Regions from separate parts of the Homo sapiens genome. Here region 1 is linked to region 2. A link is a contact called in ENCODE Hi-C or POLR2A ChIA-PET data. All regions are on one chromosome and are shown on one strand. The core of a region is the stretch at or near the end of the contact, and the rest is flanking DNA. Distances in the headings are between cores, read along the strand shown. Region 1 holds the start of SLC67A2 (solute carrier family 67 member 2). Region 2 has its middle 34 kb from the start of SLC9A2.

Region 1 (5,447 bases), core at 521-3,020, 150 kb after region 2:
TAGACTGAAAAGTAGAAGAAGCATCCCCATGCTGAGAATGAACTACTAGATTAAAGGAATAGTGGTCAGAAGGAGTGCCAGTCTCTGAAGTTAAAGGCATGGAGCTGGAGGGTGGATCCTGCAATGGCCTAGAGGCAGAGAAATCCTCTCTAAAAAGCCGCCCTCCCTGAAGACCTTGTGTTTCTGGGCTTGCAGCAATTTGATGAACATGCTTTCATGGTGATCTTAACTATTAACTCAACATAGAGTTGCTACCAACTGAACGCCTTGCATGGAGGTGGTGGCATGGAGAGTGCATGAAACTGGGAGAAGTGGTGGTCTTGATCTGCATCTGGGCAGAAAACGATGACTCCCTGCCAGGGCCCAGTGCCATCAGATACTATCTTCAAGGCCTCAAAGGCAGCCTTCTCCCATTGACACTTATCGCAGCTTCCTTACCCTCAAGATACTGGATTAGCTCACACTCAGGGCTGAATCAGGCCTAGCCTTGGAAAGGGAGGAGTGCAGAGGTGGATCTAGGGTTCTTGCAGATAATGGCCCAGAAACTACCAACATCAGCTTACTTGTAAGACTGAATTCTTCTGTGGCAGAACTGTGGATTACAATAGTGAAGCTCCGCAGCACCTGCCACATGGCAGGTGTTCAGAAATGCCATGAATCAGCTTACTAAACTTTCCATTCTACGTGGGAAATTAGCACTCAGGGAGCAAACCAGGACACGCGCGCGCGCACACACACACACACACACACACGATGAAACCAAACCGCCATTGTGCAATGCACACCCTTTGTCCAAAGGTAGATGGGTACAATTCACTCTGATCTGCATTTTTAAACATTCAAGTCAACCGAGAGCTCTAGTGAAAATGCACCCAATTCTGTACAAGTGGGGTCATCAACAGCGGCTTCTCCAGCCTGGTCTGGTAAAAAAGCAAACCACAGGCACACACATCATGATGAAACCAAACCTACGCTGTGCAATGCGCAGTTTGTCGAAAGGCAGATGGGTAAAATTCACTCTGATCTGCATTTTTTAATATTTAAGTCAACCAAGAATCCTAGTGAAAATGTGCCTAAATCTGTCCAAGCGGGGTCAAGAGCGGCCTCCCCTGCCTGTTCTGGTAAAAAGGCTTGCGTGTCCCTACCTCACCAGCAGCCGCACAGCAGCTGGGCTTTTCCAAGCTTGCCCACACCCCTGTTCTCCGCCCTGCAAAAGCTGCACCTGCCACAGCATTTAACACCTGGTCACACCTGAGGTTGGTACCAGGGCTTCTCAAAAGGCAGGGAAGGGAAGACGTTCCGCGAACGGGGTGCAAGAGAAAGCGCGAGGGGCAATAAAGCAGTGTGGCCAGATGCAGACTGAAGTGGGTGATAGGGCAAGAGGAGAGCTTGATAGGTAGTGAGGCACTCACCAGGCGGACTGCGGGTTCCCACTCCCTGGGAGCTCCCCGGAAGCTCCAAGAACCGCCTGGGTCCCCAGGCCCGAACACAGTCAGCACTTGCTCCCAGCCCCCACGCTCGCACTCACCAAGAAGCCCACCAAGTAGAGACAGAGCAGGAAGCGGCGGGCTCCGACGGCACCGGAGTCGGCAGCCTCCGCCTCGGTTCCTGTCTTCTGCTCCTGTTTCCGCTCTGCGGTCTCCGAGACCAGCCTCGGGGCCGAGTTCATGTCCCAGTGACCCCCAAGCTCCATACCCGCGCCGGCCGGGGGTCGGACGCAGCAGCAGCCGCGGACCTACCCCGGGAGCCCAGCCCCGCCCCGAGCGGAAGCAGGAGGCGCGCGCCTGCGCAGAGAGAGGGGGCGGGTGCTACCTGGCAGCTCCGCGGGTGCGTGGCCGGTGCTGGCTGGGAGTTCTGGTCTCAGGCAAGGTGGGGACTGGGCACATCATCAATACGGTAAGCACACACCAGTTTGTGATGATAATGATGATGCTCTTTGTTTCCTCTGGGTACAGACCCTGCTGCCCCTATCGTTGGAGGACAGGAGGGAATTGTATTGAGCTTCACTTCCTCCTATGGAGTTGTGCTAGGAGGTGACCAACTCCAGCTTGAAGATCCACAGACCCTGGCCACCAGTTGGTTGTGACAGACCTAGGATACGTTAACGTGGCTCTCCAAGCTTTCGTTTGCCTATTTAAAAAGCAGTAGGAAATAATGTAGTCCAACTTCTAGAGGTGTGAGAATTCTACACATGCTTCTTAAGATCCTTTCTGGTGCAGTGCAATGTGAACAAACCATAGATGGTCTATGCCTGAGTTGAGATTACAGTCTCATGGAGTAAAAATAATAAGCACGCAGTAAATAAACATAAATAAAAATACTAAACATGCAATGAAAAAGCATAAAATAAGTAAAATAATATGGTGATAATATAAAGAAGCACGGTCTTGATGTGGAAAGTAATGAGGTGGGGAGTGAGCTACTTTAGAAAAGCAGTTTGGAGGAGGTGACATGTAAGCTGAGAAGAGTGGAAAGAAGATATGTGTGGCTGAAACTTCCTCATCAAACTGAGAGGTCAGCAGGAGTGCAGACCATTTAGGACCCAGAAGGCCATAACAGAGATTTGGGGTTTATTCTGAGTGCAGTGAAAGGAATTAAGTGAGTGCATGACACCAAAAGATGCCTTTAAATTACTTAGCAAAGCCCATGACACATGGTAAGTAATAAATGTTAACAATAGTGACTAGCCCCTCTTTTCTTTAGAACTTGTTATTTATTCCTCTTTCACTGTGGGATCAAGAAGACTCTGACATTTTACTGAGATTTTGCTCAAAATCTCAATTTACTTGTGTAGGTTGCTAATTCTGAGATCTGTTAAATTCAGTGTTGCAAAGTTTCTCATGGGAGGTGGCACTGAATAGGGAGAAGTGGAATACTGATACTTAGAATTAAGACATATAATTGAATCCAGGTGAAACTGTCAATCGTGAACCCCCAAGTTATTCTGAGACTCCTTTGCAGGAGAACTAGTTTGCTCTCCTATAGCTGAGGAAACTAGTCTTTTTGTGCTTGAAATTTTGTGAGTAACTCATCTGGGAAAGGCGCCTTGAAAGGGCTGCTCATGTTAACCCATTAAAACCACTCACTGTGGCTACTAAATACATAGCTAGGGTGAAATTTTAGCATGCTCTGGTGACAGGTACACATTATAACCTAGGAGGACATCTCATACACGCCAAAAGAATTGGAAGTCACGGCCAGGCGCGGTGGCTCACACCTGTAATCCCAGGACTTTGGGAAGCCAGGGTGGGCAGATCACAAGGTCAAGAGATCGAGACTATCCTGGCCAACATGGTGAAACCCTGTCTCTACTAAAAATACAAAAAATTTAGCTGGGCGTGGTGGTGCGCGCCTGTAGTCCCAGCTACTTGGGAGGCTGAGGCAGGAGAGCTTGAACCCGGGAGGCAGAGGTTGCAGTGAGCTGAGATCGCCCCACTGCACTCCAGCCTGGCAACAGAGGGAGACTCTGTGTAAAAATAATAATAATAAAAGATTTGGAAGTCTCTGCTAATATATAATCAATGTAAACTTTAGAAACCTGGGGGAGAGATTTCTAAGGGTGTCAGACAAAAAAAGGGAATAATATAACACTAAATTAGGCAGAATTCACTAGTATAGATGCATTTACAACATATACCGATGTAATATGTTAGCTTGTGCAGCTGGAGGCAGCTCTAGTAGTTTAGTCAGTTGGTTGAAATTTAGACTCAAAGATGGCCTATATTTAATGATGTTCAGATGCCAGAGTTTTCCTGGCAAAATGTGGATAAAGGACTCCAAAAGTTTTGGAAAAATGACAATGTCAGAGTGGATTTATTATGTATGACTTGCAAGCCTAATACTCAAATATATTCCACGAAGAGGCCAAGACGACACTTCCTGCACTAAGGCACTGAGGAATGTATTAGTGAGAGATGCACTTGCAGTTTTGAAAAGATTTGCGATTGCTCTCTTTTGTAGGCCAGGTATAGCCATAGAGGATACCACCTTTAAGATAAGCTCTCTGATTATATGAGGAAAAGATTTCCAGATTATCAGAGGCCAGGTCATAGCACTTAAACTCAGAAGACAAGGTGGACACATTTACTTTTAAGGTCAGCAGGAGTGTACCAGTCACCAGAATGCCTTGACCTGCAGGGATCTTTGACTATGGCTAATTGATTATAGCATCCCTGGGAATGAAATAAACAGAAAGCCTACCAATGATGAATACCCCAAGCTCAGTGTTCCTCAATTTTGATGTATAGCGTTCATATGGGTCCACTGCTGACATGGTTTGGATCTGTGTCCCCAAGAAACCTCATGTCGAATTGTAGTCCCCAGTGTTGGAGGTGGGGCCTGGTGGGAGGTTATTGGATCATGGGAGTGGTTTCTCACGAATGGTTTAGCCCCATCCTCTTGGTGCTGTTCTCATGATAGTGAGTTAGTAAGGGAGTTCTTGTGAGATCTGGTTGTTTAAAAGTGTGCAGCACCTCCCCTTCATTCTCTCTTGCTCCTGCTCCTGCCACGTGAGATGCCTAGCTCCTCCTTTGCTTCCACCATGATTGTAAGTTTTCTGAGGCCTGTCCAGAAGCCAAGCAGATGCCTCCATGCTTCCTGTACAGTCTGTGGAACTGTGAGCCAATTAAACCTCTTTTCTTTATAAATTACCCAGTCTCAGGTATTTCCTTATAGCAATGCAAGAATGGACTAATACAACCTCCATGAGATGTAGAGGCATGGAAAACTCATGCAAATATGCTGATGTTTATGCTGCTCGCTGTGTCATGAGTGATAAAATCCTTTGTCTCTGATCCAGTCGTCCTATGTCTTCTGCTGGCATTCATGAAATTGTAATAGGCTAACTTAGTTCTTACTTGGGGTGAATGGGATGAGATAAAATCAAAGACCCAAGAGAGACCTGTACACTGAAAAATATTGCTCAGAAATGGGAAAAATTTCAAAATAAATGAAATATAACGTGATTGTGAACTGGGAGACTAGATATTATTAAGATGACCATTCTCATTTATGGTGTACTGCATGTAACTATGTGTCATTTGATTTGTTAATGAGTAAAATACTGTAGCAAGAATTGGTGGGAATATGAACTGATATGTTTTGGCTTTGTGTTCCCACGCAAATCTCATCTTGAACTGCAGTTCCCTTAATCCCCATGTGTTGTGGGAGGGACCAAGTGGGACATAATTGAATCATGGAGGTGGTTACCTCCATGCTGTTCTCGTGATAGTGAGTGAGTTCTCAAGAGTACTGATGGTTTTATAAGGGGCTTTTCCCCCTCTTGCTCAGTACTTCTCCTTGCTGCTACACCCTGTAAAGAAGGACATGTTTGCTTCCCCTTCCACCATGATTGTAAGTTTCCTGAGGCCTCCTCAGACTTGCTGAACTGTGAGTCAATTAAACCTCTTTTCTTTAAAAATTACCCAGTCTTGGGTATGTCTTTATAA
Region 2 (5,141 bases), core at 2,450-4,949:
TTTCTATTTAATTTTGTTAACTTCATAGAACATACTCTAAATATTTCAATATTTTATAATTTATTGAGGCTCTTTTAATGGTTTATCAGATGATCAATCTTGGTGCAATGTCCATGTTCACTTGAAAATAATGCATATTTTGCATTTATTGGGTGTTTCCTTCTATAAATATCAATTAGTTCATGTTGGATATTGTTGTTCAAATTTTTTATATCTTTTTTGTCTTCTTGTTCTATCAATTACTGAAGGATGTTAACATTTTAAATTATGATTAGAGATTTTTCTATTTATTTCTGCCAATTTTATTCATTTATTTTGTAGGTCTGTTATTAAATACATACACGTTTCAGATTATTATGTTTTCTTGAAGAACTGACCCTTTTATCATTATAAAATATCCATTGTTATCTCTATTAATGTTCTTTGTCGTGAAGTCTACTTTCTCTGACATTAATATAGCTAAAGCAATTTTCTTATGCTTACTGATGACATCATATATCTTTTTACTTATCCTTGTACTTTTAAACTTTCTCTGTCTTTATATTTAAATTAATCATGAATATCATATAGTTGGTTCTTTCCTTTTTGCCCTGTGTGATTATCTCTGGCTTTTAATGGAAGGGTATAGTTGATATACTGTTAATGTAATTATGGATGAGTTTAAGTGTATGTTTTATTGGTCTCATGGATATGTTGTTTTGTTTTTCCCTTTTTGCCTTCTTTAGGGCTGCATACTTTTGAGCACATTTGAGCACTGCATATTATCTCCTGTATTGGATTTCCCTATTTTTAAGGGATTACACTGAGAATCATGATATGTATCCTTATCTTAGTCTACTTGAATTAACTTCAATTCTACTTGAATGTTAATCCAACATAATTTGGAATTCGACTTGATATAATATTACAAGAACACACATACACATACACACACACACCAGTATGTTTTAACAGTATAATTCATTTTACCCCTTCTCCTATCTTTTGTGCTATTAATTCATACATTCACTGGACATAGAATTTTTGATTGGCCATCTTTTTTTCAGCACTTTGAAAACATAATTCAACTGTTTTCTGATTGCCATTGTTTCTGATGAGAATTCAGCCATAATTTTACGCTTTCCTCTCTACTTAATGTCTTTTTTTCTGCCTCCTCTTAAGAATTTATCTTTACCATTAATTTTCAGCAGTTTACTATGGTGTGTTCACTTATCTTTCTCTTGTTGTTTTATCCTGCTTGAGTTTCACTGAGATTCTTGGATTTGTATCTCGATGTTTTTACCCAAATTGAAGAAAAATTTTAGCTATTCCTTCAAATATTCTTCTGCATTTTTTTTTCTCTTCTTGTTCTTCTGTGACTTTAATCACATAAATGTTAAACTGCCTGATACTGCCCCACAGATCACTGAAGGGCTGTTTATATATATATGCATTTTATACAGCAGGAGGCATAACAGTGGGATATATCTGTCATCACAGAGCTCAAGTTGTGACCTTTCCCTTAGCTATAGCAACCTAAATTTAATTTATACCTCAAAGTTTACTATAACTTTTCTATCTCTTTCATGAAGCTGGTCCCTAATTCTTCTAGTCAAAATGGGTCATTTCCTCCTGTACATAACAGTTGAATTGTGTTGTTTTTTTTTTAAATAATATGACACTTCCTATTATGTCCAGTGTTTTATTTTTATTTATTTTTTGCTAGGATTTTTGTTGGTTGGTTGATTGATAGTGTTCACTTTCATTTTATAGTTCCAGCACCTGGAACTCATGTTACCTTCCAGTTCTGCCTTATTGTTGGGCATCTTCCAAACTCTACTTCTCTGTAGAGTTGTACAGGCAGCAAATTCTTGTCCCCAAGGAACACTTGCCATTATATACCAGGCCCTTCAGAATGTGGCAAATCCTCCCTGGGAAGCCTCACAAGTGGCTCTTCTGTTTCTTGAGCTCCGGATTAACATGGTCCCCTGCATTCATTTCTGGCAATAACAAGGCTTGTGGAAAATAACAATGGCAAGGATATCAGGGGAAGAATGAGGGCTGAAATGACCAGTTGAAGTAGCATGGAGAACTTGCTCAGCTTATAGCAACGGACTTCTCTAGCTTATTGCCCACGTATGTTCGGATGAATCAGGCCCAGATAGCTGTCTAGGTGGCCTTGCAGCATATTCTCAATGTAATGGTAATGTTAGCAGAAGGACTGTGAAAACTGCGATCCAGTACTCAGATAAAGCCATAAGAGGAGAGTCAACATTTAAGCAGATATAATTTAATATCAGTGAGAGAGATGACATATTTGAAACAGAGTAGAGGATTATATCAGATCCACAGTTCTTTAGAGTTAAATGGAAAAAAAAAATGTATCTTAAGAACCAAAGGAATGCAAAATCTAATTAACCCTCTGGGTTATTGTATAACTTCTGGAGGTCTTTCCCATGTAATTAGTCATTGTATAATTAATTCTGAGATTGGACTACCTGATGACCTCCTATGAGTATTGGAGTAATTGACTTAGCCAACACAAATAGGTGCGATATAGCCCATTTGACTCAAACCAAACATCAGTCATGTCCTGCCTGAAATCTCTGGTTATTAAGACACTTGCCAAGTTGAGAAGCTGTCCCCTAAAACTGCACAGGACAATAATCATCAAGTGGTGTAGAATGCAATAATTGTTTACTTAATGGGAAAATATCTTTCAATGGCAGAAAGACTTAAAACTAAATATAGAAAATATTTGAGAGAATCAAATGTATGGTATTAATATCTTTGAAATAAGAAATCTGTGCATGATTCTTTACATATATATGTATAACTCAAAATTTTAACTTGATAGAAACAACAGATTGGCCTCATAATTCCAATTTGAAGTATATTTTTAAGCAATTGAAAGACTCATGATTTTTAAGTAGACATCTTAGTAAAATTAAAAATATCAATGAAAAGCTTAAGATAATTCAAATTTCTGAATAATTATAAGTTTGATTCATCAAAATTTTAAGAGTTTTTTTTTTAATTATGGAGGTTTTAACCTAAACGTATGTATATTAACCTTAAAATATCGGTTTGAGGTGTTAAGAGGAGTTTTCCTGTTTGTAAAGTAGATAGAACATTAGCCAAAGGCCCTTTTAAAGGTGATTGTTAAAATTTGCTAGATAATAATAATAATACATTTATGATTAACTTTTAAAAACCAAAGTAAACCTCCACAATGCTTTCCCATGCACAAGGCAGCCCTGCAAAACACACATTATTTAATGTGAACTAATCTCTTTGCTAAGCTTTCTGCTTGTTTGCCTTTCCATTTGGCTTTTTTTCAAACCTCCTCGAAGATGCCTTCAGGCCTGGGGGTGGCAGGACAGAATCACTAGGTGACACCCAAAGACCATGAAAAGAGTTGCCAGATGGATGAGCACTGTGAGGTTGGAGAGAGACAGGGAAGCTAGGAGAGAGGCAGGGAAGGCTTCGGAAGTCATCAGAAGCTTTTCAAGAGACTACAGACGACCCCTGGCTACAACTGGGGAAGGCCAAGTTTTATCCCTAAGTACACACTGTACCCGTCCACCTTTGGATCCAGCTCCTGATGTTTGGTCTTATTATCTTCAATGATAAGGAATGAGGAGTCAGAGCGTGTTTCTCCCTGAAAGCCAGTGTGACTCCTTGTTTCTGAGATTCTTTTGTTAGTCTTTGCTTGTTGAGGTTTTGTCTTTCCCTAAGGGTGAATTCCCTGGCACAATGGACCACTCCCAGCTCTATGCGGGTGCTTTAGCTGGCAAAAGAACTGAGGTTGAAATATGAGATTGACTTTCTGGGTGAGGTTCCTGTTTGTTCAAAGCCACCTCCTATCTTTCTCCTCTGAAGCCACCAAAGAAAACTCTGAAGATCCCGGAGTGACCCTTAATTAGCTCAGGAAGGAGGTACAGGGTAGCTGAAATAGAACTCCTTTCTTTTCTCTATAGCAAATACAGTCAGGGCCAAAAGCCTTTTATGGACTAATCATTTTTCCCTGGTTTGATCTATTATCTGGGTACATTGCAACAACTTTGCCTCTGTTCCTTTTAGACAAACAGCTAGGTTTTGAGTGAGTGATTTCTTTAGCTCCAGCAGCTACGATTTTGGGAGTGCCCAGCCATTATCTTCAAATGGCTATTCTCTTTCGTTTGGGGAAATGCAGTGGTAAAACATCAGAGCTGGTCCTGCGGAAATAACGAAGTGGCCAAGGTCATCGAAAGGATCTGGCCTGTTGTTCCTCTGCTTGCCCCTGCCCACCTCCAGGCCTCAACACCAACCTCCGCTTATCAAAATATGTTCGTAGGAAAATTCAGAACAAGCACGTTCCATTTTGGTATGTTAGATGTCTCAGAACACCAGCATCTGAGCCAAGTTTGAGAAAAGTGAATTTCAGGCAGGAAAGTGGCTTAAAAGGGTTTTTTGGGGAAAGAGGGACTTCCCTCTCATACTAAGGACAGCCTTCCTAAAAGGAAATGCACAGATTAGCATACAAATTCAAACTAAAACAAAAATTGGTCTAAACTAGTATTTTGGCTGAACTTGAACTAACTCAGAGTGGTTACTTTAAGTCCAAACTAAACACTAGAAAGCATTCTCTCAACAGTCTAGAATGTATCTTTAACCAAAGTTGAAAGAAATATGAGATTATGCCATCTTAGATTTGCCACATGATTTTAAATTGCTTTTTTTTCGAGGCTTTCAATTGAAGCAATTGGACAAGTAGAAAGATTTAAAAAGTTTTTTTCTGGACATTTGGACATATGAAATATTTTCTCGGGATTAAGGGTAATCACACTTAAAATAATACTTACTTGTTACACTAACATTTTATCTTAATGATTCTCAACCTTCATTGTGGGTAGAAGAATCACTCACCTGGGGAGAGAGTAGAATGATGGTTACCAGAGTCTGGGAAGGATAGTGAGGGAGAGGGGGAAGTAGCGATGGTTAATGGATACAAAAACAATGGAAAGAATACGATCGAGTATTTGATAGCACAACAGGGTGACTTTAATCAGTAATAATTAAATTGTACATTTAAAAAAGCTAAAAAGGGCCGGGCGCAGTGGCTCATGCCTGTAATTCCAATACTTTGGGAGGCCGAGGCAGGCGGTTCACTTGAGTCCAGG

The links. A loop is a pair of places that touch in the nucleus more often than their neighbours do. ChIA-PET counts read pairs that join two places held with the same protein, here RNA polymerase II (POLR2A).
Region 1: a map of Caco-2 shows a loop between it and region 2 (2.7-fold over the local background). The contact joins the promoter of SLC67A2 here to the enhancer-like site in region 2. A Hi-C loop is called at or near these places in 1 of 168 maps with a recorded cell type or tissue (Caco-2). POLR2A ChIA-PET finds 5 or more read pairs at or near these places in 1 of 52 experiments (activated naive CD4-positive, alpha-beta T cell).

The regions. Positions count from the first base shown.
Region 1 is chr2:102,735,118-102,740,564 of GRCh38, forward strand. SLC67A2 (solute carrier family 67 member 2) reads right to left here and starts at 1,771. Exons shown (of 6, transcript NM_032718.5): 1 at 1,529-1,771. The coding sequence starts at 1,693. It also overlaps a transcript of TMEM182 not described here. RefSeq lists a silencer at 1,678-1,887.
Region 2 is chr2:102,582,557-102,587,697 of GRCh38, forward strand. No RefSeq gene overlaps it. Among named protein-coding and RNA genes, the nearest start is that of SLC9A2, 34 kb to the right of the region's middle. Within about 2 kb of position 3,700, at least 2 of the 41 ENCODE cell types and tissues checked have a DNase peak (open chromatin) inside an H3K27ac peak, as active enhancers do.